Regions from separate parts of the Homo sapiens genome. Here regions 1 and 3 are each linked to region 2. A link is a loop called in an ENCODE intact Hi-C map of the cell type or tissue named here. Cell type or tissue: heart right ventricle. All regions are shown on one strand. Each heading gives the region's core, and the rest is flanking DNA. Links, peaks and the distances in the headings are about the cores only.

Region 1 (8,376 bases), core at 79-8,078, 130 kb after region 2:
GAGGGAGGAAACTCAGAGGTACCGAGTCATTTCCCCAAGCTCATACAACAGATAAAAGGTAGCGCCACACTCTCTCAGTGGTTGCTGAATGGAGAGATGTTTGGCAAGATCTCAATGTCCAGTCTTTTTTAAAATACAAACTGCACAGTTTTAGTTTAGTTTCTTCTGTTTTTTTTCTCCCCAAAGTAGAAAAGTAGAGTGTAAATCTGAGTATTCCCATGTGTCTCCAGGAAAGGTTTGAAGTATAAGACTTACGTGCCTTGAAAGAAAAAAATACAACAAAACCACAACAGTAACAACTAGTCTTCAGTTTGCTAATGGTCCTGGTTCTGCCTGTGTTCAAAGTTCCATGAGTTTTGTGATCAGCGGGTACCACGTCCCTGGTGACCATCCAGTTGGATGTATGGGTGGATTCCTCTTCCATGTTAATTAATATTTCCTAGATAAGGGATCTTCTCTAAGGTTTGTGTGGGGCCAGAATGTCTAGGCTGCAATGCTGCTTTTTCTGGTGTTATCACTGATATTTCCAGAAAGACCTCTGTCTGCCCCTGCTCCAAGACACACTCATGGGTGTATGCACCAGCGTTGCCCTCTCACCAAAACTAGTTGGGATTTACCACTCCCTCAGTGGTACTAGCTGTCTGACTGTTAGCTATTGACAAGGTGGCAGAAGAAACATTGATTTACCCGAAGCTTCTAATAATTTTGTCTTGTGCATCCTCCAATCACTTATTCTAAGCCACTCTTGAGAGTTCACATAGACTCTGAGCTGGACGAAACCATAGCAGCATTGAACTCAAGTCTCTCACCATACAGATGTGAGAAGAGATTGGGCTCCATAAGGCGCAGTGACTGCCTAACTTTGTACAGCCTGGAGAAGTTTATTTTCTTATAAGTAACCCTTGACCATAGTAAGAAGTTATCTGTGGTAGATTATTCTTTTTGCTTCCATCATCTCAATAGTTTTTCCATTTTGCCAAACTCATCAGAGCAATATTGACTATTAAGTTTGTGTGCAGTATACTCCAAAGCCCTGAGCTTCCTGTATTTTAAACATGACGTATTTCAGCTACGGTGCCAGTTACACATGGTTTATAATTCCTGGAACACTCTCCATATGTGTAAATCTGTCAGGCCATGCCTTCCTAAAATGGTAGTTATTAATTTACAAATCAAAGAAAGAAATCTTACCTTTTCCAATCAGTATTTGCATTCCTATTTTACCACCAAATGTGCTATCTTAGAGAGGTTAAGCCATTTTTTCTCAAGGTGGTATCACTAAGCAGGGGTGGAGCTGGAATTGTGAAGTGAGCTTTGTCTTTACTTTTTCCAGTATATACAGATATTGTTCCAGCACGGGAACACAATTAGTTTCCTCTGTAGGCTGACTTCATTTCCAGTGCTGCAATGGAGTGGGAGCTGACCTCGCAGCTGGAAACATCAGCCAGGAATCAGCGTGGAAGGGTTATGTTTTTTCCATGAAAGTAGGATCTAAAGTGGATGACAGAGGTATTAATACATGTGGTAAGTGTTCAAAGAAAATTATTTTCTGCCTCAAAATATAAACTAGAATAAATGGAGCTGTAAAACAGTATGAAGTCAGGATTTACTGTTGTTCATTGAACATGCTTTTGCTCACTCTTGTATTTTCACAACACACTGGCATCCACTATTCTACTGCCATTGTAGACACTGGATAAATAAAAATCACATGAGCCAGTGTAGAAATAAAAAAAAATTAAGAGCCCATCTATGCATCCCAATTAACCTACCAGCAAGAATCTAAAAGATTCTGAGAACTTAATTTGTCTGCTACTTTGGAATGTGGAGCAGAAGCTTAGAAAAGGAATGAGTAGAAGAAGTCAGACATCAAATTATGAGTTTAGACAAATTTATAAGGTATGTGAAAGGCCATTTAAGCTACTGACCCCATAAGGGTTTCTTTCCAGAAATGGCCTTGCTAAGGAGTTACTAAGCTTCTTCTTGCACACCTCCACTGATGGTGATATCACTACCTTCAAAATACTCCATGCACTACTGCTCAGATGTTAATGTTGGAAAGTGGTTTTTTCAATCTAGACTAGACTTGACTTCACTTATCGTTTATCCATTGATCTTTGTCCTCTCTCTTGTGTCACATGAGGCATCGAATTGTTTTTTCTTTTTTTTGAGACGGAATCTCGCTCTGTCACCCAGGTTGGAGTGCAGTGGCACAATCTTGGCTCACTGCAAGCTCCACCTCCCGGGTTCACACCTGACTCAGCCTCCCGAGTAGCTGGCACTACAGGTGCCCACCACCGTGCCCAGCTAATTTTTTCTATTTGTTGGTAGAGACGGGGTTTCACTGTGTTAGCCAGGATGGTCTCGATCTCCCGACCTCGTGATCTGCCCGCCTCGGCCTCCCAAAGTGCTAGGATTACAGGCGTGAGCCACCATGCCCGGCCCAAATTGTTTTTTCAAAAGACTCCCTTCCCTGTTACTGCTTGTAAAGAGTGGGATGTTTGTGGCCAGTGTCATCAATAGGCAAACAGTGTATTAAGTCTCCTTACTTCTCATTTGTCTGTCACTTAATAGGGTAAATGCTTTTAGATAACATAATTTCATATTATTTGATGAGAATTGATTTCTGAGCACAAGCAGATAGCTCTAATTTCATTTTACCAGCTTTGAAGTTATCAAAATACTGTAAATTAAATAATTCCAAGAAGACTTGCAAAATGATATGTGAGATAGGCAGAAAAGAGGCTTAAAGTCCTAAATAGTTACAAGCAGGAGTCCAACCACACACCATTTTACTCCAAAGTCCTGCCTTAGAGGACATTCTGGTTGTTACCAGCCTAGTAAAGATATCTTGCCATCAGCACCACAAACACCTTCTCAACTTTGCATATTCAGCAGAAGGACTCAGCAATGATTAGGCATTTTCTTTTTGATGTAACTTAATGAAGGCATGAAAACAGATTCCTTTCTGAGCAAAATTGAACCTAATAGCATGTGATCCCACTTTTTCCTACCAAAAAATCATTTAACATGAAAAAAAGATATGAAAGACAAAGGAGCAGATTTTAAGTCTATAAACATTCTATTTTACAGAGACTGTGTTTATTTTCAAATTTTACATGCACAAAATAGCACTTAATAAACTACAAACTATCCAAATTTGGCAAAAACAAAGATTTTCATAATATATATCTGAAGAAAACTAGCTTAAAATCAAAAGGTTAGTATTTCATTACAGAAAAAAAATGTAATTTAATTGTTCTATTTTTATGAATTTTTAATTTGAGCTGATTAATACTGAATGTATTAACCATTCAGAAATAATTTTCTTGGGGCACTGACAATTGTATTCTTTTCTAATTTAATCCAAAACCCACATTTTCCATTTTTGCTTTACAATATATTAATACTTTGATTTCTTCTTCTTTTTGAGGTCTCTGGGTGTGCTGTGCTGCCCTCTGGCCGTCTCTGTCACTGCCTATTTTGGCAGTGAGTATTCTGGCCTGAAGCATCTGGAATACAGAGTCTGAAATCTCAGATATTTTTGATGGTTGATCACCTCTCTTTGGGCATTTTTTTTTACCACTACCTTGAGGTTCTAGGAGTGGGAAGTAAAAATAACTCTCTTCAAAACGTTTGACAGTGCTTGTCACAGAACACATATCTAATAAATGCTGATTTAATGGGTTCAGGGAACAGAGAGTGAGAGGCTTGTGACATTATCCAACACAATTGAGCAACTATCCAGCAGTGCCCCACTCCTTTCTAGGGAATATCTCATATCCATCATTTCTGTTTCTTGAGAATCCACCCATAAAATAAAACTAGGCCTATTTTGATATCTTGCTGAAGGACATTCTTCAATAGGTATAGACCAATGAGAGCTCAAGTTAAACATTGTAGAGGATATTAGTCATGGAAGTGTGAAGAATTACAATAAAAAATAATTCACACTGAATTTCAAAGTGAATTTGTTGCTAGTCTATTTTATCAATTATCTTTCCAAACATTGAATCTATCTTGGAATGTCTTGATTTTAAAAAACTCTTTTTTAAAAAGTGAGAAAGATTAACTTGCTCTCTATGGGTAGGCTTTTTGATGAGATGCTTTATAGTTCAGGCTAATGACCCTTTCTGTATTTCTGCAATAAAACAGTCACTGATTGGAAAAGGTAAGATTGATTTCTTTGATTTGTAAATTAATAACTACCACTTTAGGAAGGCATGGCTTGACAGATTTACACATATGGAGAGTGTTCATTATCCCAAAGATGACAGGACAAGAGATCTTTTGGTGATCTGTGGTAATAGATTTCTAAAATAATGCCACAAAGAATACATCATGATGCAATAATGCACCAGGCATATGAATGAAAACAGATGTTATATAGAACACTCTTTCAGATGCACATGTGCACATGTAGAATTAATTACATTGCTTTCATAGACATTCCACAGATGTTACTAAAGGGTTAATGTAAATAGCTAGAAATTGTCTTATTTTGGTTGAATAAATAAAAATAAAATAAACTACATAATTTCCTTGTGTTAAAATTCTTGTTACTCAGGTCACAGTCTCTCTTTATTTTCAACTTACCAGTCATGTTGAGAAAGTTTCAAATTAGACTCAAAGTCTGTTAAGGAAAAAGGCAACAAAATCAACAACACTAAATAAAAATTCTTGTTTTATGTGATAAAGATATATATGTATATAAATATGTGTGTTTATATATATATGTTTATCATACATATGAGAAACTCAGCTTTAACAACTGTTCAGCATTCAATATCAGAAATAGTTCAGAAAATGTGAGATATTCTGGAGACTTAAAACCTCCCATCTTCAAATTCCATTTTGCTAAGACAGAAATACCCAATTTGTAAGTTGTCTCTGTTTTTCTACATTCCTTGTGAAAGGAAGACAGAAAGCCATAAGGTGAAAAGTGGTCAAGGGACTCTCAGCACCCATCTCATTGTGGTCTTCCAGGAAGTCCATCAGAGCCAATGAGGGAAAATATGTTATAGGCTCACAGGCAACCCTTGGAGAAGTGCCATTGAACCTCATACTTCAGGTGCCACCTTGAAAATGAGAGCATTCCAAAGGAACAGTCATCCTTTCATAGGGAAGTTTGTGTTTTTTCACTATCAGCCTTCTGTGTGCTTCTCAGTCTCACCTCACACCTCCTTATTCTATCCCATAATCTACACTCTGGCCACAGCGAGCTGCATGCAGATCCCCACATTCCTTTGTGTATATACTGTTCTGTCCGCTGGGAATGCTTTTTCCCACTGTCTATGTGACTGAGCTAATTCCCACTTACCCTTCAGAGCTTAGAATAGGAAACATGTCTTGTAGAAAACTTTTCCTGGGTTCCATGGTCCTCTTCTTTGTTCTGTGGGAAGGATCAGATGAAACAGAGGTGAAAAGACTCCAGGAGAGTTCCTAGGTCTGCTGTTTACTGACTGCCAACTAACTAGCATTGTGTAAGGACTGGTCTGTTTGGCTTAAATGTACTGGGTAGGACTGGAATACATCCTGGTCCTACTACCACAAAGTACATTTCCTAAAAGATCAGAGTTTTATGCTTTATTTTTCAGTTATACTAAATGGATGGTCAACGCTAAGCCACAGCCATGTGAATGCCAGTAACAAGCTCCACTTAGCTGCTCATGTGGTCATCACAAATAGCATAATCTGAAAACGTCCCTACAGCCAGAGCTAGACAATTCTTGTTGACATCGGTTATCCTTACAAACTATAGACTGTGCCTGATTTATCTGTCCAGTCTGTACTTAACTACTTCTTCATGCTCTGCTTACACATTTGCAGCTACATGATTGAAATGACAGTGTGAATAAAAAGCCAGGGGTTCAGTCTAGGTCCCGGTGCTCACTGCACAGAAAGCCCATCACTGAGGCAAGTATTGTCAGGGAAGAAGACTTTAATCAGGTGCTGCAGCCCAGGAGATGAGAGATCAGTCTCAAATTCATCTCCCTGACTGCCTAAAATTAGGGGTTTCTATATCAAGGAAAGAAATGTAATCATGTATAAACCATATATTAAAAAAACAGGAACCGAGGAGAGGTCAAGATGAGGAGTTGGTCAAGAGGAGGCAGGTGATCAGTCAGGCAGATATAATGGATGAGGGGTCTGGCATCTCATTGTCTGGGTGCAGTGATCTGGTAAGTCTCAGCTCCTTAATTCTATCTGGGGAGGCTGATGGTTTGTTTTGTGAGAAAGGAACTCAGATAAAACAAATGTAACTTTCTCAAGTTTTAAGACAGGAAGGATCAATTTCTATGTTTATTCAAAGAAACCATAAACATCAGTTATGTGGAACAATTAGGTCAGTTTCAACAGATCATCGAGAGGAAAGATTGCTGCCCATTACAATTCAGAAACTAAACAAATATTTACTTAATGCAAGTGATATGGAGGTGAGCAAGACCCTGCCCTATTTTGGCACCTTGCTTTTCAATGTACCCTGGACCAGCACAATTGACATCAATTGTTAGAAATGCAGACTCTCAGGGCTTGCAGCAGACCTACTTGATTAGAAACTGTACTTTTTTAAACTTTTAATTTCAGGGGTACATGTAAAGGTTTGTTATACAGGTAAACTCATGTCATGAGGGTTTGGTGTACCAATTATTTTGTCACCTGGGTACTAATTCTAGTGCCCAATAATTATTTTTCCGATCCCCTCCCTTCTCTCATCCTCCATCCTCAAGGAGGCCTCAGAGTCTGTTGTTCCCCTCTTTGTGTCCATGTGTTCTCATCATTTAGCTCCAATTATAAGTGAGAACATGTGGTATTCAGCTTTCTGTTCCTGCATTGTTTGCTAAGGATAATGGCCTCCAGATCTTCCATGTTCCCGTAAAGGACATGATCTCATTTTTTTATGGCTGCATGGTATTCTATGGTGTATATGTACCACATTTTCCTTATCCAGTCTACCATTGATGGGTATTTAGGTTGATTACATATCTTTGCTATTGTAAATAGTGCTGCAATGAACGTGTGTGTGTGTGTGTGTGTGTGTGTGTGTGTGTCTTTATGGTAGAATGACTTATATTCCTTTGGGTATATACCCAGTAATGGTATTACTGGGTCAAATGGTGTTTCTGTTTTCAGCTTTTTAAGAAATCACCACAGTGCTTTCCCACAATGGTTGAACTAATGTACACTCCCGCCAACCATGTATAAGCGTCCCCTTTTCTCCACAACTTTGCCGGAATCTGTTATTTTTCTACTTTTTGATAGCATCCATTCTGACTGATGTGAGAGGGTGTATCTTTGGGGGTTTTATTTGCATTTCTCTAATGATCAGTGATGCTAAGCTTTTTATTGTATGCTCGTTGGTCACATGTATGGCTTCTTTAGAAAAGCGTCTGTTAATGTCCTTTGTCCACTTTTTAATGGGGTTGTTTTTTCCTTGTAAATTTATTTTAAGTTTTTTATAGGTGCTGGATATTAGCCCTTCGTCAGATGCATAGTTTTCAAATATTTTCTCCCATTCAGTAGGTTGATACAGATAGTTGATAGTTTCTTTTCCAGTGCAGAAGCTTAAAGAGTTTAATTAGATCCCATTTGTCAATTTTTACTTTTGTTGTGATTGCTTTTGGCATTTTCATCATGAAATCTTTGACAGTTCCTATGTCCAGAATGATGTTTCCTAGGTTATCTTACAGGGCTTTCATAGTTTTGAGTTTTACATTTTAGTCTTAAATCTATCTTGAGTTGATTTTTGGGTATTGTGTAAGAAAGGAGTTCAGTTTCAGTCTTCTGCATATGGCTAGCCAGTTTTCTCAGCACCATTTATTGAATAAGGAGTCCTTTCCCCATGCTTGTTTTTGTCAACTTTGTCAAAGATCAGATGGTTATATGTGTGTGGTGTGCCATTACTTCCGGGCTCTCTATTCTGTTCCATTGGTCTATGTATCTGTTTTTGTACTAGTACCAATTCTATTTTGGTTACTGTAGTCCTGTAGTATAGCTTGAAGTCAGGTAGCATGATACCTCCAGCCTTGGACTTTTATTTTTTATTTATTTATTTATTTATTTTATTTTTATTTATTTATTTATTTTTTTTGCTTAGGATTGCCTTGGCTATTTAGGCTCTCTTTTGGTTCCATGTGAATTTTAAAATAGTTTCTTCTAGTTCTGTGAAGAATGTCATTGGTAGTTTGGTAGGAATAACACTGAATCTGTACGTTGCTTTGGGCAGTATGGCCACATTAATGATATTGATTCTTCCTATTCATAAACATGGAATGTTTTTCCATTTGTGTCATCTCTGATTTCTGTGAGCACCGTTTTGTAATTCTCATTGTAGATATATTTCACCTCCCTGTTAGCTGTATTCTCAAATATCTT
Region 2 (8,376 bases), core at 104-8,103:
AGTTCCTGTATCTATAAAACTTGGATAATATGTGCCATGCAAGTTTGATGTGAGAATGAAATGAGTTTCAGATAATCTGTTTGAAACGCCTAGGACAGTATGTGTCACAGAATCAGTGCTCAGAACTTTTTATTTCCTCCCTAAGGGGTTTGAACTCCAGGCTTCACTCACATCCACACACTGCCTCAAATGCCTGAGTAACCAGGAGCTGCCACATCTCTCTCCTGGTCCAGGGTGGATAAAGCTGAGGACATTCAGGAACTTAGATCTCTGCCATCTCAGCACCCTGGTGAATGAAAAAGCCAGCATGAGCATAAGCCAAGCATACGTTATTCCAAACTAGAGCTCAAAGCAACTGCAACACGCAGCTGGAATTTCGAATGTCGGAAACATTTCCCACTGCACCGCTGGGTGGGTAATTCCCTGACCAAGCTGAAAAAGGGACCTTTACAAGAGCCTCCAAGGTCTGAATGAAATGTTTTCCCTGGCTCTGGACTCCCACCCTGGATTAACAGCAGAGACATTAGCAAAACACTGACCGCAGGTTTTTATTTTCTTTTCTGTGGAATGTGGCTTGGTCCTCAGAACTGATGGTGGGTTATTTCTCCTTACATAACCATTTCTTCTCTGGAGACCATTTAGATATAAATAGGAAAGGCAAAGCTCTTTTTGTGGACCTATAAGCTGGACCACCTATTTGAAGAAGCCCCAACAATAGTAAAGACAGTCCGGGTTGGCCCAAATCTGAGAAGGGTGTAAAAGCATATATGCTCAGTGAAAAGGGAACATGCAGGTTTTGACATCCAGCACTCATTCAGAGATACACACATATACATGCATTCACACACACACATGCATACATACAAGCCTGTAGAAAGAGAATGAGAGAGAGAGATGCTGAAAAGAAGGTAAAGAGGTTGCAGCATCAGTGACATCTTCCGAATCTTTGTCTTAGTTTTCGCTGATCTAACATGTTGGTTTCCATAGCAACCTAGTGTGGCCTGGATAACAAGTGAAGCTCATTTCAGAGAGTTCTACAGAGCCAGGCAGAGCATTTTCAATGAAAGTTCCTTCTTGTCTCCCAGGAACTGCAGTCACTGGATTTCAGGAGGTATTAATACATGTGAACTTGGTAACAAAGACATTCTCTAGCCTGGAAAAATAAAACTCCCTGCTCCTTTTAGTTTTGAGATTCTAAAATTAGCAATAAGAGAGGAAGGCTTTACAAAATCCATGTTATCCCTGCTTAAACAATAAGACAAATATTCTAAAACAAAGGATCATTTATCCTCTAAAGCGGAGATCAAATTGTTTTCAAGGGTCATGATCACAAGAGAGGGTGAAAAATTAGAAGAGGTCAGACTGGAGGAAAGGGTGGATAAAGATGACAAATTTTGGTGGGAGTGTTACAGAAACTTAAATTGCTGGTAAAGAGTTAAAGAGTAGATTGTACTAGTAAAATGTATAAATAGGTTTATTAGGTTCTTCCATAACTGATAGGAGCTATAAACTTCTACATCACGGAGATATAACTTGAGATGTCATGTAAGTTGTCTTTATCAAAAACAAGCACCTAAATAAGAAATCATGAATTCTATGGAGCTGTGGTGATCCCAATGTAAGAATACAGAGAAAAATCATTAACTTGCTCATCATAAGTTTGGGAAATTGGGGCTGGACATGAGGAACTGGAGAATATCACAGAATACTTCTCAAAGGAGACAAAGTCAGCAGTCTTTAAGGAGATGCAGGTGTTAGCGCCTGAGCAGGGGAAACCAGAGCAATGAGGAAGAATGTATCAGTGAAGGGAAACCATCTAGAAATATGTGAAGGTGAGTTGCGAAATAGCCTGTATGGGAACAGAGGTATAGGCAGATGGAATTAAACTGTAAAACAGAGTCTGAAGGGACGTGAATTTGGAAAGATAGGTAAGGACCAAAATGTGAAGAGTGTTTAGATTAAAGAGCTTCTACTTCCTGTCATCAGTGATAAGGACAGTTGGAAAGAGGTCAAATGCATGGCAGAGGCATGACCAGTGAGCCTTTAGACAGCCATTGTGACCGTGCCTGTGGAGAATGACTTGGACATGCCTGAAGCCAGCAAGCTGATATGCAGGTCACTAAACAGATGACACAAAAAGAAGATGACACTCAGGAGTAAGCCAGTAGTGGTCTGGAAGAAGACAATTGACATATTTAAGAACGGTGGGTGTCATTAAGCTTGTGTAGGTGAGTGATTGGAGTAGGTCGATTAGGAAGCAAAGGAGAGAGTGAGGTATCACAGAGACTCTCAGGTAATCATGAACTGGAGCATGGACGGGCTAGGAGAAGGACTTAGGGACATATGAAGTTAATTCATAGGCTTCCAAAGCTGATATTGCCTTTCCATATTGTTCTCATGTTCAGATTGAACACTAACAAGTCTGGATTTGAATTAAAATTATTTTTATGGCATATTTGGAAGGATAAAGTGTGAGATTGACCAGGATATTTTTAAGAAGAGTAATGAAAAAAGACTGGGATTATCATATTAAAACATCCTAAAGTTGTAACAATAAAACTCCTGTGGGATCATGCAAGGGAACCCAAGCAGTGAAAATATATAGAAAGTTAAGAAAGAGAAAAAAGTATTTATAAACATTGAGGGCATGTTGAGACGTTTGGTTTATTCATGAAGTAATGTCAGAACATCTGGTTACACTTCTGAAAAATAATGTGTAGTCCCTAATTTATTACCAAGTTAAATATTCCTATACTAAAATAAAATTTTAAAATATACATGTGTATATAAATATACATCTGCATTCTTATATAAAGGAATGAAAAAGCTTTACCAACTATGAATCCAGTTATTTACCAACTATTAAAAGAAAATATGAATAAATTGGATTACAAAAATGTTATATCAAAAGATGCCATAAATGTAATTGAAAGACAATGAACTGGCATAAAATCTGTAGTAATACGTAACAGCAAAGTTAATACTTTAAATAACTGTAGTAAAATGATACAAAAAAGTAAAACAAATCCTAGTGAAAAAAAATCATCAAAAAATGTGACTAGGAAAGGCATAAAAAGGATTATAAATATACTATATACTTATATATGTACATAATATAGAGGTAAAAAATTCAATCTCACTGAAAATATTTGCAAAGACAAAAAAAAATGGTGGCAGGAATGCTGGATTGTCAAGACTTTCCAGGAAACAGTTTAATATCATGTGTCAAAATAATACACTTTGACCCATAAATTCCATTTCCAGGCATCTATCTGCAAATAGTGCAAAAGAATTCTATTGCCATGTTGTTTACAAATGCAAAAATTGAAAAGAATCTAAATTATTCAATAGCTGGAAGTACTTATTTAAATTATGGTATATTTATACAGTGGAATTACATATCTATAAAAATGAAAAGTTATATAGGCATATTCCTCAATATAGAAAATCTCCTTCCAGGACACTAGATGTCAGCTACATGAATGCAGTTTTTATGTATTCTGTTCACTATCATAGCTCTAGAGCCTAGACTCAAGCACAAAGTACGCTGTCAATAAATACATTTTGAAAACATGTTTGTTAAACGTGGTAGCCAGAATTCTAAAATGCCCCTTGACTTTTGCCCCAGTGGCATTCCCAGGATATACTACATTACACAGCAAAAGGGATTTTGCAGATGTCATTATGGTTACTTATCAGTTGATCTTAAGATAGGGGAGGTCATCTTGGTAGACCTAACCTAATGGTAAGAGCCCTTTGAAAATAGGAATTTTCCCAGATAATAGTAGAAGAGAAGTTTCGAGAGATTAGAAGTGGGGAGAGATTTGACCTGGAGGCGGCTGTCCATTGCTGAGATAGAGGGTCATTGTCAAGGACCTGAGAGGAGCCTCTAGGAGCAAAATTGGTCCGTGGCCAGCACCCAGCAAGAATAAAAAAGGTCCTCAGTTTTGCAGTGACAAAAAACTCAAGTCTGCCCAAGACCAGAATGAGCTTGGAAGCAGATTCTTCCCCAGGGCCTCCAGATAAGAGCCCAGCTGGGCACATTATCTTGACTTTGTCCTTGTGAGATCCTAAGCAGAGAATCCAATCGAGCCTGCCTGGAAATCTGACCTGCAGAACTATGAGATAAATGGGAGTTGTTTTCAGCTAAATTTGTGATAAGTTGGTGTTTAGCAATAGGAAGCTAATAAATTAGACAAAATAAGAAAGTTACAAACAGCATATACAGTATGATTCCCTTTTTTGTTTATATATTCATGTATTTACGAGTTTATAGAAGAAGACCAACTGAAACATATGCACAAAGATGTTAGCAGTAGGGTTTTGGTTGCTAAATTAAATTAAATTGAACAGACCTAGTTTCATTTAACTAGTAGACATCTGGGAAGTCTGATACCCATGATTGTCATGGGCTAAATCTCGTGCAAATAAACTTAAGCCCTTTTCAAATGACACTTGACCATTGGAATTAATCTCTTCTTGCTGTTTGTTCACAGAGAAGTATAGTTCTGGCTGTGAGATCTCAAAAATCAGAGTTCAAATCCTAACTTCACTGCTTAGGAGGTTTTTAAACTAGGGTGTTTTAAATAACCTCTTATAGTTTTAGTTTCCTTCCATCTGAAATCTGAATGAGAATACTCACCAGTGAGGATCATTATGAAGATTCAATGGGATGATAAATGCAGAGGACATAGTACCACCATTACTAAGTACCTGGCCAACTCTGCCACCTACATTCACTAGTTGTTGTTCTTAACGCTTTGATAAGCATTGAGCTCCTTTAAGAGTTTCCAATTTGGTCTTTCCCAGGATCTTTCTGTGAGCATGTCATAGTATTCTCTAGTGTCTAGCACAGTGCCTGGCAAATACCAAGTGCTTAGTAACAACTTCTGGTTCAATTAATTCACGAATGAGTAAAATGAATATTGGTAAAGTTGAATGCTTGGCTCCCAAGACAATGCAGATTGCAGTCACACAGCACTACCACGAGATGTCAGTATAAATAGGAAAGCTCTACAATTCAGGACTATTCTGGACCATCTTCCCCATCCCTCTTCTAGGGCTCCCGGGAAAACACACAACTGCATTACTGAAGGCAGAGAGCAACCTGCCAGGACTTTGCTCACCTCTCTCCTATTTTCACTGTGTGGTTTAATGCCTTAAAAACACAATTCCTGATGTACAGAGAAAAAAATATCTCTGCTGAGCTTGCCCTAAATAAAGACCCAAGAGACCTCATTTGGGGCCACTTCTGTATGCACACCCTCTTTCCTGTCCCTGCCTTAAATCTACATTTTGGGCTTGGATAAGGAGGTGGTGCCATAAGGAAGAACATGCAGAGTCAAATTCTGATTCCTTTACTTACTAGTTGTGTGTGTGTGCAAGTTTCTCAACTTTTCTGAGCTTCATTTTGTCATATGAAAAAATAAGAAAACCAATATATAGAGATTACTGGTGCAATGTTGCAACCATGCAGATTTAAGCAGAATAGCCTTCTCTAAAGACTAATTCCAAGACTGTCCTGGAATCAAAAGGAAGTATTTTCTTTGCAACTCTGGATGGATATGGACAGTAAGCCCACAACTACTTGGCCTAGAGCATTCTATCTCCAACAGGTGCACAAGTCTCTGAAAAAGGCTTACTTTGACATGGCCCCCAATGGTAATTTACACTTGCAAAAACACACTCTATGGAGCACAGAGATTGTTCCTCAGCTCAGCAGACTCTAAAAAAAGGGTATGGATGTCATTGTCTCTCTGGCTTCCTGTGGTCTCCATAAAACCTCCAAGTAGAGTATTTTGGGCTCATAAAAATGTCCGCAGCCCATTTCTCATCTGCTTTAATGATGTTTCCTAATGGTTAATGTTGAGATTGGCATCTTTTCTCTGGGGAAAGTGTTGTGAGACTGGCTTTCCCCTTCCCCAAAATAGCTGGTGCACACAGCCCATGAGCTGGAATGCAGAGCTAGGATTTTTCTCTTCCCATGAAGAGATATATCCTCCAAGATATGGGAACTCTACCTCATTTTTTGCAGTAACAGGCAGAACGGCCCTATTGCCACTGGGAAACAGTTGACACACCCGTTCAAGGAACTCTCTCATGGTGTGCCCACCAGGAGGGAGGAATGAAATAGACAATAAAGAAAAAGATATTACTTAGCATAGATTATGTGTGAAAAGGGTTTTATGAGCTATATTTTATAGATTAAAAAATCTTGTTTTAGAAAGAAGCACATTATTTTGTTTAAAATGCAGACTCATTTCACTTGACTGGGCCACTTCAAGGAAGCTAAGATAAAATCCAGTCATGCCCATAAATAGCCTTAGGGATAAACATCATTCTGACACACAGAACTGTGATGAGAATGTGGTGGGGTGGAGGAAGGGGGAAAGGTGCATACTAAATAGAATGCCCTGAAAATGTAGGGGAAGGAGCAGTTCGATCTCACTGGAAACTTCTTAGAAGCTGGCTGGCTGAAACAAGCCCATCCCTCTGTCATCATTTAGGGAACACCTGCTCTCTGTGGGCCTCCTATGGAGCACAGCCCTGCCTCCATCACTCACATTAACACCAGTATTTAAGTGGGGACTCCTAGAGTCCAGCCACGTAGTAGCTCTACGCAGGGCTAGGCTTTTTACTGGGTTCTGGGCATATATGGATGAGTAATGTCCAATTTCTGTCCTGCAGGGGCTCACAACATAGTGAGAATAAAAATGCATAAACAGCCAGTTGTTTTTTTTTAAGTACTTTTAGAGAAGCGAAGAGGTGCTCTGTGGCATGGCAGAGCTAAGCACCCAGTTGCTGAATCTCCCTTGGCTGACAGAAGCTTCTTCTTTTTTGAGTCACAATTTGCTAAAGAACATATTGCTGCTCCCTTTTGGTGTTACGTTTGATTTTACATAACAGAAATGTTTTTTCTGATGACTTTGCTTTGTGTTTGTACTTAAGTGGTTGAGGAATACCCTCTAGGGCATCATAAAGATCTAAATTTAAATCCTGGCTCCTACCCCTTGGTCCTTTAGTTTCCTAATCCCCCCAAACAGGAAAAACAATACATCATTGATTTTTTTTTAATTTGTTGCTGTTGTGGGAAAGCGGGGAATTAATGAAGATGATATGTGTAGTTTCCATCATAGTGGCTACTGCCTAGTAGAAATTCTACAAGCAATGACTCTCTCTTGCCCCACCCCAAGCCCATAGCTCTATATGGACAGGCAGGCATGCACATGTGCTGTTATGTAAATAGTGCTGCTAATAATAAAACTAAACACTACTATCCACCCTCTTCTGGGTAATGGTTATGTCTTTCTTCTTCCATCACAACCATAGCTGTTGATTTTACTGCTGCTGCCTTTTTTGCTAAGAATGACGTCTATTTATCTTTTCCGTCCTAGAGTCCTGTTCTTCCATCCCCCAGGAAATGACTTTCAGCAACCACGGTATTAGGGAGTGGTGAAAAAGTTTAACCTGCAGGTGGAGAGATGAGAAACTCATTATTCTTCAGCATCTTTTGTGATTCTAATTTTCTTTCAGATGCTCTTCCTCTCCCACCCCTCCCCCCAAATTATGTTGCATCTGGGTGTCTAAATCCTGCTCACAGCTGTGCCAGTGCCTTCTCCACTCTTCCCATCTGCCTGTTTGTTTTTCTTGGTTTTAGTTTGCAGTCTGCTATTTTGTATAAGCAAAATTATCCTTTCATGTCTTACCCATTTCGGCAGTTTCTTCTGGATATTGTAAACTGCAGCATCTGTGGTGCTTGTCTTCTAATTATATTTCCAGCCTCCTAATAGGAAGGGTGAACAGGCATATGGAATAGCAATACGGAGCTTTCTATATCTCTGACCTCCATGGAGGACTCCTCGCAGAATCTCCAAAGCTTTCTAGGGAGATTCATTAAGCCTGGCTTCCTAAGATAATGCACAAACTTCTGCTCTATAGAGATGACTAGAACACAGATTTAGACATAGCTCCTGGGCACATTTTCCACATAAATGAGTCATCGCGCCTGTAAAAGAATGACTCTATAAGTAGATACATATCTCCACTGTCTTGGTTCTACTAATGTTCACATTATTGCTTATTTTTAAACTAATTTGAACAGCTGAGTTACAGTAAGAACAAAGACAGCAGGATTAAGAGTCAAGAGACCTAGGTTTGAGATCCAATGTAGATACTCAGTTGCTGGGGCTTTAAAGAAGGTCACTCAACCTCCTTTGGTTTCAATTTTCAAATCAGTTAAATTAGCAGCTGGACTAGATAATTCATAAGCTGAATGAGCAAAATGGACTTAATTAACCCATGGATCATTGTAGCAATATTGTATTAGGAGTTAGAAAAACCAAAATGAACTGAATATGGTTTGTCCCTGTCCTAAAG
Region 3 (8,376 bases), core at 79-8,078, 520 kb after region 2:
GGCTGTTGCATGATCTGCCAACTCTTAGATACAACATCCTGACAAGTAGCCTGCAAGGTTACCAAGGTAAAGGAGAAATGGAGGCAGTATACTGGTTCTCAGCTCTCTCAGCCCAGAAGTGATGGGAGTCACTTCTACTCAACGTTCGTTGGCAATAACGCCATTCCCTGCAAGGGAGACTCGGAAATGACAGGGAACAACAAAGTTTGGTTAGCACTGTGTCTATCACACTAGATCACACAGGAACAGGACAAGAGGCTTCAACTTGACCCACTAGTGGCTTTCCAGCTATTTTGTTAAACAACAGAATCCATTCTTCAAATTAAATATAATACACAAATAAAGCAGAAATAGAGCTTTTCTGGTTGAAATGGGGGCACAGAGAGAAAGATCCACAACCTGCTTACTCAACGAACCCTCCCACACCATCTCTGTACCTTACACATTCCTCCAAGGAATCCAGAACTCCTCAAAGCACAGAGCTAGGACCACTACCATAAACTATCCATTGGCCCTGGAGACTGTAAGCAGGAAAGTAACACAACCACAGTTTCCCTTTACAAAGATAACCTTGCCACAGTTGTGTGAGGGTGGCAGGAAGCGGTGGATTGGACTGTAGGCATACAGTACATGTGTCAAGATGAGAGGCTGGAACAGGTTCCCAGGCTGCTGGGGTCATTCCAGATGAGAGGATGAAGGCCTGAACCATGTCACAATGGGACTCAGTGGTATGCCTTCCCAATTTCTTCTAGTTCAGAATTCTGACTGTTTCTCAGTCTGATCTAGCTTCGCCTTTATATAGGTTGAAGTTATTCCAACTTTCCTTGTAATACTGACCTAGGCCTATTACAGGAGTTCGCAAATTGTTTCTACAAAGGGCCAGGAAGTACATATTCCAGGCTTGCAAACCATTTGGTGTCTACAGAAACTACTCCACTCTGCTGTTGCAGAGCAAAAGCCAGCTGTATGACAATATGCAAACAAATGGGCATGGCTGTGTTCCAATAAAACTTTATTTATCAACACTGAAATTTGAATTTCATGTAATTCCCACGTCATGAAACCTTATTTTTTAAAAAATTTGTTTTCAGTCATTTAAAACCATGAAAAAACAGTCTTGGCTAATAGTCTAGCCTTAGCTAATAGGTCATATAAAGGCAGGCTATGGGCCAGATTTGGCCTGTGGTGAGTATTATGCTGACCTCTGGTCTATTATGTTGAGTGATTATATCTATTATTAGGAATAGGATTTATATTCATAGAGATGGTTTTCTTTTTCTTTTCTATTTTAAAATGGCATACATTATAATGAAATGAAAATAAAGGTATGAAACTAATGCTTTCCATAGAACATAGAATTCAGAGTTTAAAAAAAAAACAGAAACAAACAAATCTCTGGAAATTATTGCCAGTCAATGATTTAGTCAATGTGAGTGTATTTTAATTTTATACCACCCCCCAGCACAGTTTAGAGCAAAGTCACACAATTAAAATAAATAAAGCAATATAAAACAAGGCTGGAAGGCCCTTCTGTTCCTGGATTCCTTCTTGCCTCTGTGATAGAAACCCAGAAATAAAGATGCTCTTCCTCAGGGCACCACCCGCTAAGGAGGCCACCAGTTAATGTGCGAATTACCAGAATCATCAAACTGATAGAAAATTTGGCCTTCTGAAGGCAAAGAAAACAATTTTGTGAAATGTTCCCTTCCCAGAAGTCATCCTATCCCTTAAATTACACTGAACAAACATACCAACTAAAGCACCTGATGAAATTATTTGCTCTTAAAACATTTTCTTCCCCATTTTTAAAGTAATGCAGGCTTATTTTAAATAATCTGTAAAGTGACCTAAAGGTACAATGATGAGAGTAAATGTCACCCCAAATCTCAGAACCCAGAGACAACCATGTAAACCAGAGGGCATTTCTTTAACATGATGAGTATCATTCTGAATCTACATATTTTCAGCCTGTTATTTTTGTTGTTGCTATTGTTGTTTGTTTGTTTGAGATGGAGGTTCCCTGTTGTTGCCCAGGCTGGAGTGTAATGGTGCAATCTCGGATCGCTGCAACCTCCGCCTCCCAGGTTCAAGTGATTCTCCTGTCTCAGCCTCCTAGGTAGCTGGGACTACAGGTGCACACCACCATGCCTGGCAATTTTTTTTTTTTTTTTTTGTATTTTTAGTTAGTTAGAGACGGGGCTTCACCATGTTGGCCAGGGTGGCCTCAAACTCCTGATCTCAGGTGATCTGCCCACCTCAGCCTCCCAAAGTGCTGGGATCACAGCAGTGAGCCACACAATGTTTGGCCTGTTTTGTTTTTTGTTTTTAACTCAGCATTATACTCTGAACATTTTCCCACATCATTAAAGAGCCCTTGGACTTTTTTTTCATTGACCACATAATTTTGAACAGATATATTTTTATTTAATTAACTGATGTAATGGAAATGACCTTTCATTAAGGATCATGCTTTCAGCCAACAAATATTTGCTGCACGTCTGCTTGATGCCAGACACTGGCTTAGACACCAAGGGCTGACATGAGCACATGGTCTCTGTTCTCATGGAGCTGACATCATAAGCATCTTTTATGTGTAAACCCCACGCTAGATCCCTGTGGTGCTGAAATGAATAAAGCCCAGTCTCTGCTCCCTGGGAACTCTCGGTTAGGGAGGGAGACAGGCAGTTGAACCTACAACAATTACCCGACATTGTGATATGAAGAATGAGGCCCTGCACGTACAAAGATGGAGGGAATGCATCTATGGGGGAGGGGCAGGAGGGAGGGCAGAACCTCTGCAGAACAAACGCTTAGTTTTAACATCATTATTTCGACAGATGTTGGTTCTAGTCCAAAGTATCTATACACCGACCATGCTGTGACTAATTAATGTCACTCTGCCCAAGTGAGTCTGGCCTAGTTAGTCACTTAAAGAGAACTTAGCATTGACGACTTACTGAGTTACCAGAGCAATGAAGATACAGATTCTCCCATCAGAAGACATAGGGAAGTAGCAGCATTGTCCAGTGGAAAATACTTTCGGTCAGGATCTAACTGCCTTAAACCCTGGTCTCAGTCCAGCCCCTGACCTGCTCTAGGAAGTGTCCAGGAGAATTGTCATAGCTAATCCCCATAGCACCTTCCTCACAGTGGAGGTAATGGCATCCATAATCCCTAAGATACAGCCAATGTTTTCTATGGTCAGTCATGTCGGCAGATCAGGCTCTCCTCCGGAGAAGGTGCCGGCTCTGCCTAGGACAGAAGAGATTCTCTCTAACTGTGTGTTTAATTAATTAGCATAATCTTCACCCAGATCCCTGTCTGTAAATTTCTTTATTATTATTATTGCTGCTGTTGTCATACGATATATGTTCTCAGTGCAATCTCGGTTTTCATTAACCCAGTACACTGGTTCCACACTCTGCCAATTGCCAACACAGAGGACGTCCTAACCCACATGGCTGTTAACTCATGTCTCTTTCATTGTGTATTTTTCTGGCTAAGTTTTTGGACCCAAAAACAGTCAGTTTTGCTGTAACATTTGTTTTGAAACTCTGCACTTCTTTCGGTGTAATCAGTATATTAGGAAACAGTTTGAGCACAATGTAAATATATCTTTGCAATGAATTATTTCATCTGCTAGAAACTGCATACGGCTGACCCCGGGGTTCCTAGGAATATGCAAAACACACACACACCTCCATGCCTCTACCGGCTACCGCAGATCACTGGGTGTGTTATGAGCCACACCCATTCACATCTGGTTTTAGAACTTTCTCTCTGATTTCTGATCAACCCCAGTCTCCACTTCACAGGGACTCCCAAGCTGCCCCCTGCTGGCACCCACTTCCACAAGCAAACTCCAGGTCTTCTGCAAGGAAAATGCCATGTTTATTCTGGTATCTAAGTATATCTTAACCATTTAACACGCGCACAACTCCACTACTGTTTTTATTAGATGACTTTCTTTGTGATTGTGTGTCATTGATCAAGTTTTTTAGTGTTGTAACCCCATTTTTTCCATAAGTCTTGTGTTTTTTCTGGCATACTTTCCCGCAGTGCTGTAATTTATAGAAACACATATGTTGTGTTAGAGCAGACCTTACCGTAGAGGACTTTGTGTTCTCCCCTTACTATTTTATCTTGCTGGACTTGCCATTGAGATCGATCATGCTATTTTTATAACGTTGGATCAAGTGTTCCAAACAAGTGTTTTATTCTAATTTTACAGGTGAATTATCTGAGGCTTAAGGACAGTAAAGTCTAGCTTAACTCTTCATGAGTGAGTGGTACAATAAGATGATAATTACCTTGTGTTTCTTGATCCAGGGGAAGCAGCATGTTGCTGTATAAAGAGGGTGGTCTTTGGATGGGGCACATCTAGATTTGAATTTCAGCTTCATAAAATCTTTCAATGTGAGTGCCTTCAGTAAACTACTCAGATCTCCAAACCTCATTCTCCTTGAGTATAAACATCAGGAAGTTGACATTCACTTCTGAGAAGTACTCTGGAAATTAAGCCACAAAATGTAAGGAAAATGTGAATCTAATGCCTTGGGCAAGGCAGACATATTTGCTCTTTCCTCTTTCCTTTGTATAATAATACCAGATTGCATAATTCAGGGTTATCCAGAGAAACAGAACCAATAGAAGGCACATATGTATGTGTGTATATATACATATACATACACACACACACATATATACACACACACATACACACACATATATGTGTGTGTGTATGTGTATATACGTATGAATACACACATTCATTATATATATGTGTCTATATATATGTATGTATACACACAGACATGTCATATTTATAATGGGAATTGGTTCACACAATTATGAAGGCCAAGAAGTCCCACCATCTGCCATCTGCAAGCTGGAGAACCAAGAAAGATGGTGATGTAATTTAGTTCAGATAAGAAGGCCGAGAACCAGAAGTGCCAAAGTCTGAGGATGGGAAGAGATGACTGTCCCAACTCACACACAGTGAACTGACCTTTCTTCTGCCTTTTTGTTTTGTTAAGGTCCTCAACACGTTAGCTGGTACCAACCTACACTGGTGAGAGTGGGTCTTCTTCACTCAGTCTACTGATTCAAATGCTGACCTCTTCTGGAAATACCCTCACAGACACACCCAGCAGTAATGTTTTACCTGCCCAGCTATCTGGGCAGTTCTTAGCCCAGTCAAGTTGACACATTAAAATTAACACACAGGTAAATGTTATTGGGCACTTATTTTAACATAAGTGCCTACTAGCTTATTGGGCACTGAAGAAACTGTTCTAAGCACTTCTGTATATTAACTAATTTAACCTTGATAACAACCCTATTCAGAAGAGTTCATTAGTATTCGTTTTTCACAGATGAGTAAATGCATGCACAGAAAGGTCAGGTGATTTGCTTAAGGTCAAGTAGCTAGTGTGCCAGTTATTAAGTTATGGACTCTCAGCTCTAAACCCACCCTTCTGTACGCTGCTTTGTGGAGCTGGGGACGAGGTTCAGAAAAGCACATTTTTGCCTTGCCAACTGGATTCCCATTATGCTCTACAAGGCTGGAGGGACGTGGCCCTTTCTGTTTGTTGCTTGCCTCACTTTCCATGCATGTGCTATTCCCCCATTAATGCTTGTTCTCCCTGCCAGGAGCAATTTTTTCCAGCTGCAGTAGCTGAACCCACTTTACAGTTTTTTTCACCACTTGCAGGACAAGCTCAATCGTATGCCCCCAAAGCAACACCAGCCGGCCAGCCGTCTTCTCAGAGGTCTCTGTTTTTGTTCCAAGGGGCCCTCTACTAAGGTTCAAAGATTTAACCAACTCACACTCATTTTGTTCCCTCAGTCGTAGGGGCTGTCATGTGTCCTGCAGTTGCTACCTCTGTGATACCTTTGAGATTTCTTCTTACACTTTCAGTTACCTAATTAACAACTTTATACCTCTTTAACAATAATTCCTATTAAATTCTCTCTGATGATTGAAATAGTCTGTGGGCTCTGCATCTTGGCGGCCCCCTGACCAATGCATCTGGGAAGAGGCAGAAACAGAACACTATACCAGCAGCTGTGTGCAGGAGTAGACCATTATTATATACAGCCTCTCAGCTATTATTACATAATTACATATCCATACACAGCAGCTATTATCTTTGTGTGTCTGTTTGATTGATTTTTTTGACACAGGGTCTCACTCTATCACCCCGGCTGTAGTGCAGTGGCAAGATCATGGCTCCCTGCAGCCTTGACCTCCCAGGATCGGGTAATCCTCTCACCTCAGCCTCTCAAGTAGCTAAGACTAGAGGTATGTGCCACCATACCCAGCTAATTGCAGTAGTTATTATCTTTAGTACAAACTGACTTATGACGTAGCTGGCCAATGTTGTACTGTCAGCTCTGATGTTCTAGAGTTACAAGAAGCTAAGTACTTCAAACTTCCATGGGACCTGACTTCTAGGGACCAGTGGAAACTGACCACTAGCCTCTTCTTGTGGCCCACTGACCACTAAACGAAAGAGAAAAGAGGCAAGGAAAGCTAATAGACAGAAGATGTCCATATTTGACCCACTGAAGTTTTCTCTGGAATTCTGCACTTCCACATAGAGTAAAGGACAGAGTATTCTCCCTGGAATCTGCTAGTCCATAGCCTTGTAGAATGTCTGAGTTGGAAAGGACCCCAGAAAGCACTCAATTCAAAGCTCCCATTTTAAAAATGAGTACATTGAGGCCCAAAGAAAAGGGCTAGCCCCAAATCACACAGTGAGTTAGTGCTGGTGCCCAGACCAGAACACAGGTCTCCTGATTCCTGATCTTTCCATGGGTAAGCTTCTATGCTTTTCCTAGAGATCATGGTCACTTCTCTGAAATCTGACCTCTGCAGATAAGAATTCCCTTGCTTCTCCCTCATTCCTGTTCCTAGAAACCTGGAGAAATGGGAGTAGGAGAGGTTTTTTCCTCTGGTCTCATTCTTTATGGCTTCTGCCTCCTCTCAGGGCTGTAAGGTAACGACGATGAAGTGAGTGAGTGAGTTTGGCAAGGGCAGGGTGCGATCCCATCTTTACTTACAATGTTGATATTTTCTTCACCATTGGATATTTTTACAAAAATTCTGATTTTTAAAATATTGCACTAAAATATTATTTATCAGGACCGCTGAGTGTTTTGGTGCCTCTTTATATTTTGCTCCCCTGGTGAGTGCCTTTCTGGTCACCTCCTTGACCTGTCCCACCCTCCGTTCCTGCCCTTTGACTACATCCCCAGTCAGGTCAGTTTTTGCCACTTTGTAACCATTTTCTGACGCATGGTCCCCTTTCTGTAATACCGGAAGCATTCCTACTGATAACACAGATGATGAGTAACATGAACAACGACCACCCAGGGCCAGCTGATAGAGATTCAAGATAAAACAGGGGAATTCCTGACTTTGATGAAATGGATGCTGTGGTGCAGTGGAGCAGCATAGGCTTTGAAGTCAGAGGCACTGGGGTTTCAGTCCTGATCACACCACTTAGCAGCTGTGTGAGGAGCAGTGACTGATTGTCTGTGATCTGAAAGCAGTGGATACCCAGACATGAGCAGAGCCTACTTCCTGTTCCTACAGCAGGCACAATCCAGATGGAGGACATTGTTTGTTTCTCTGGGCCTTGTTTTCTGTAACTGAAAGTGAAAATAGCATCATCTCACAGTGAGGATTAAATATGATTCTTTACATGAAATTGCCTAGCATAATGTGGGTGCCCAGTTAAAATGTGCCTCTGCACAAGTAAATACAATCTTCACTGGAAAATTCTTGTTGACAGGAGCCATCACAATGCATACTCTTTCACTATTGAGATCCATCTTCATACAGCTACTTTTCCTAATTTAAGAAGACCCAGAAAAAAAAATTACTGAAAACTTTTCAATGGATGCCTCAATATTTAAAACAATTAAGGAGGAAGACACATTTCTTTCAGCTGCACTCAAGTCCTTCAGATTTTCATGTAGCAATTTTCATTCCAATGCCCCTGGTCCTTTGAATTTGCATTTTTACAGCAGAATCTTTGTGCTTCCTCACACCTTTCTACCACTGAACTTAGTCTTCATCCTTTAGTTCAACAATGGCCTTGAGTATGCCTTCTCATAAAGGGGTCAAGAATGACCTGAGGCCAGGTGCGGGTGGCTCATGCCTATAATCCAAGCATTTTGGGAGGCTGAGGTGGGAGGATCACTTGACTACAGGAGCTCAATACCAGCCTGGGTAACATAAAAAGACTCTGTCTCTACATTAAAAAAAAATTATCAGGGCATGGTGGCATGTGCCTGTAGTCCCAGCTACTCAGGAGGCTAAGGTGGAAGGATCACTTGAACCCCTGAGGTCAAAGCTGCAGTGAACTA

What was found. Peaks named below come from ENCODE experiments on the same cell type or tissue, not always from the same donor. Only the 100,000 strongest peaks of a DNase experiment are listed, where the experiment ranks them.
Region 1: it touches region 2 in a loop (2.9-fold over the local background); 14 of 110 quality-filtered maps call a loop at or near these places.
Region 3: it touches region 2 in a loop (3-fold over the local background); 21 of 110 quality-filtered maps call a loop at or near these places.

Annotation. Positions count from the first base shown.
Region 1 is chr2:12,799,741-12,808,116 of GRCh38, reverse strand. No RefSeq gene overlaps it. Among named protein-coding and RNA genes, the nearest start is that of MIR3125, 67 kb to the right of the region's middle. In heart right ventricle, for the core only: CTCF peaks have their summits at 3,269 and 3,469; a DNase peak (open chromatin) is centred at 1,425; H3K27ac peaks cover 2,935 bases.
Region 2 is chr2:12,928,025-12,936,400 of GRCh38, reverse strand. No RefSeq gene overlaps it. Among named protein-coding and RNA genes, the nearest start is that of MIR3125, 190 kb to the right of the region's middle. In heart right ventricle, for the core only: CTCF peaks have their summits at 4,784 and 4,988 (motif pointing right); no DNase peak of the experiment used is centred there; H3K27ac peaks cover 5,069 bases.
Region 3 is chr2:12,412,221-12,420,596 of GRCh38, reverse strand. All of the region lies in intron 4 of MIR3681HG (MIR3681 host gene), which reads right to left. Among named protein-coding and RNA genes, the nearest start is that of MIR3681, 220 kb to the right of the region's middle. RefSeq lists an enhancer at 7,682-7,731. In heart right ventricle, for the core only: a CTCF peak has its summit at 3,832 (motif pointing left); a DNase peak (open chromatin) is centred at 3,823.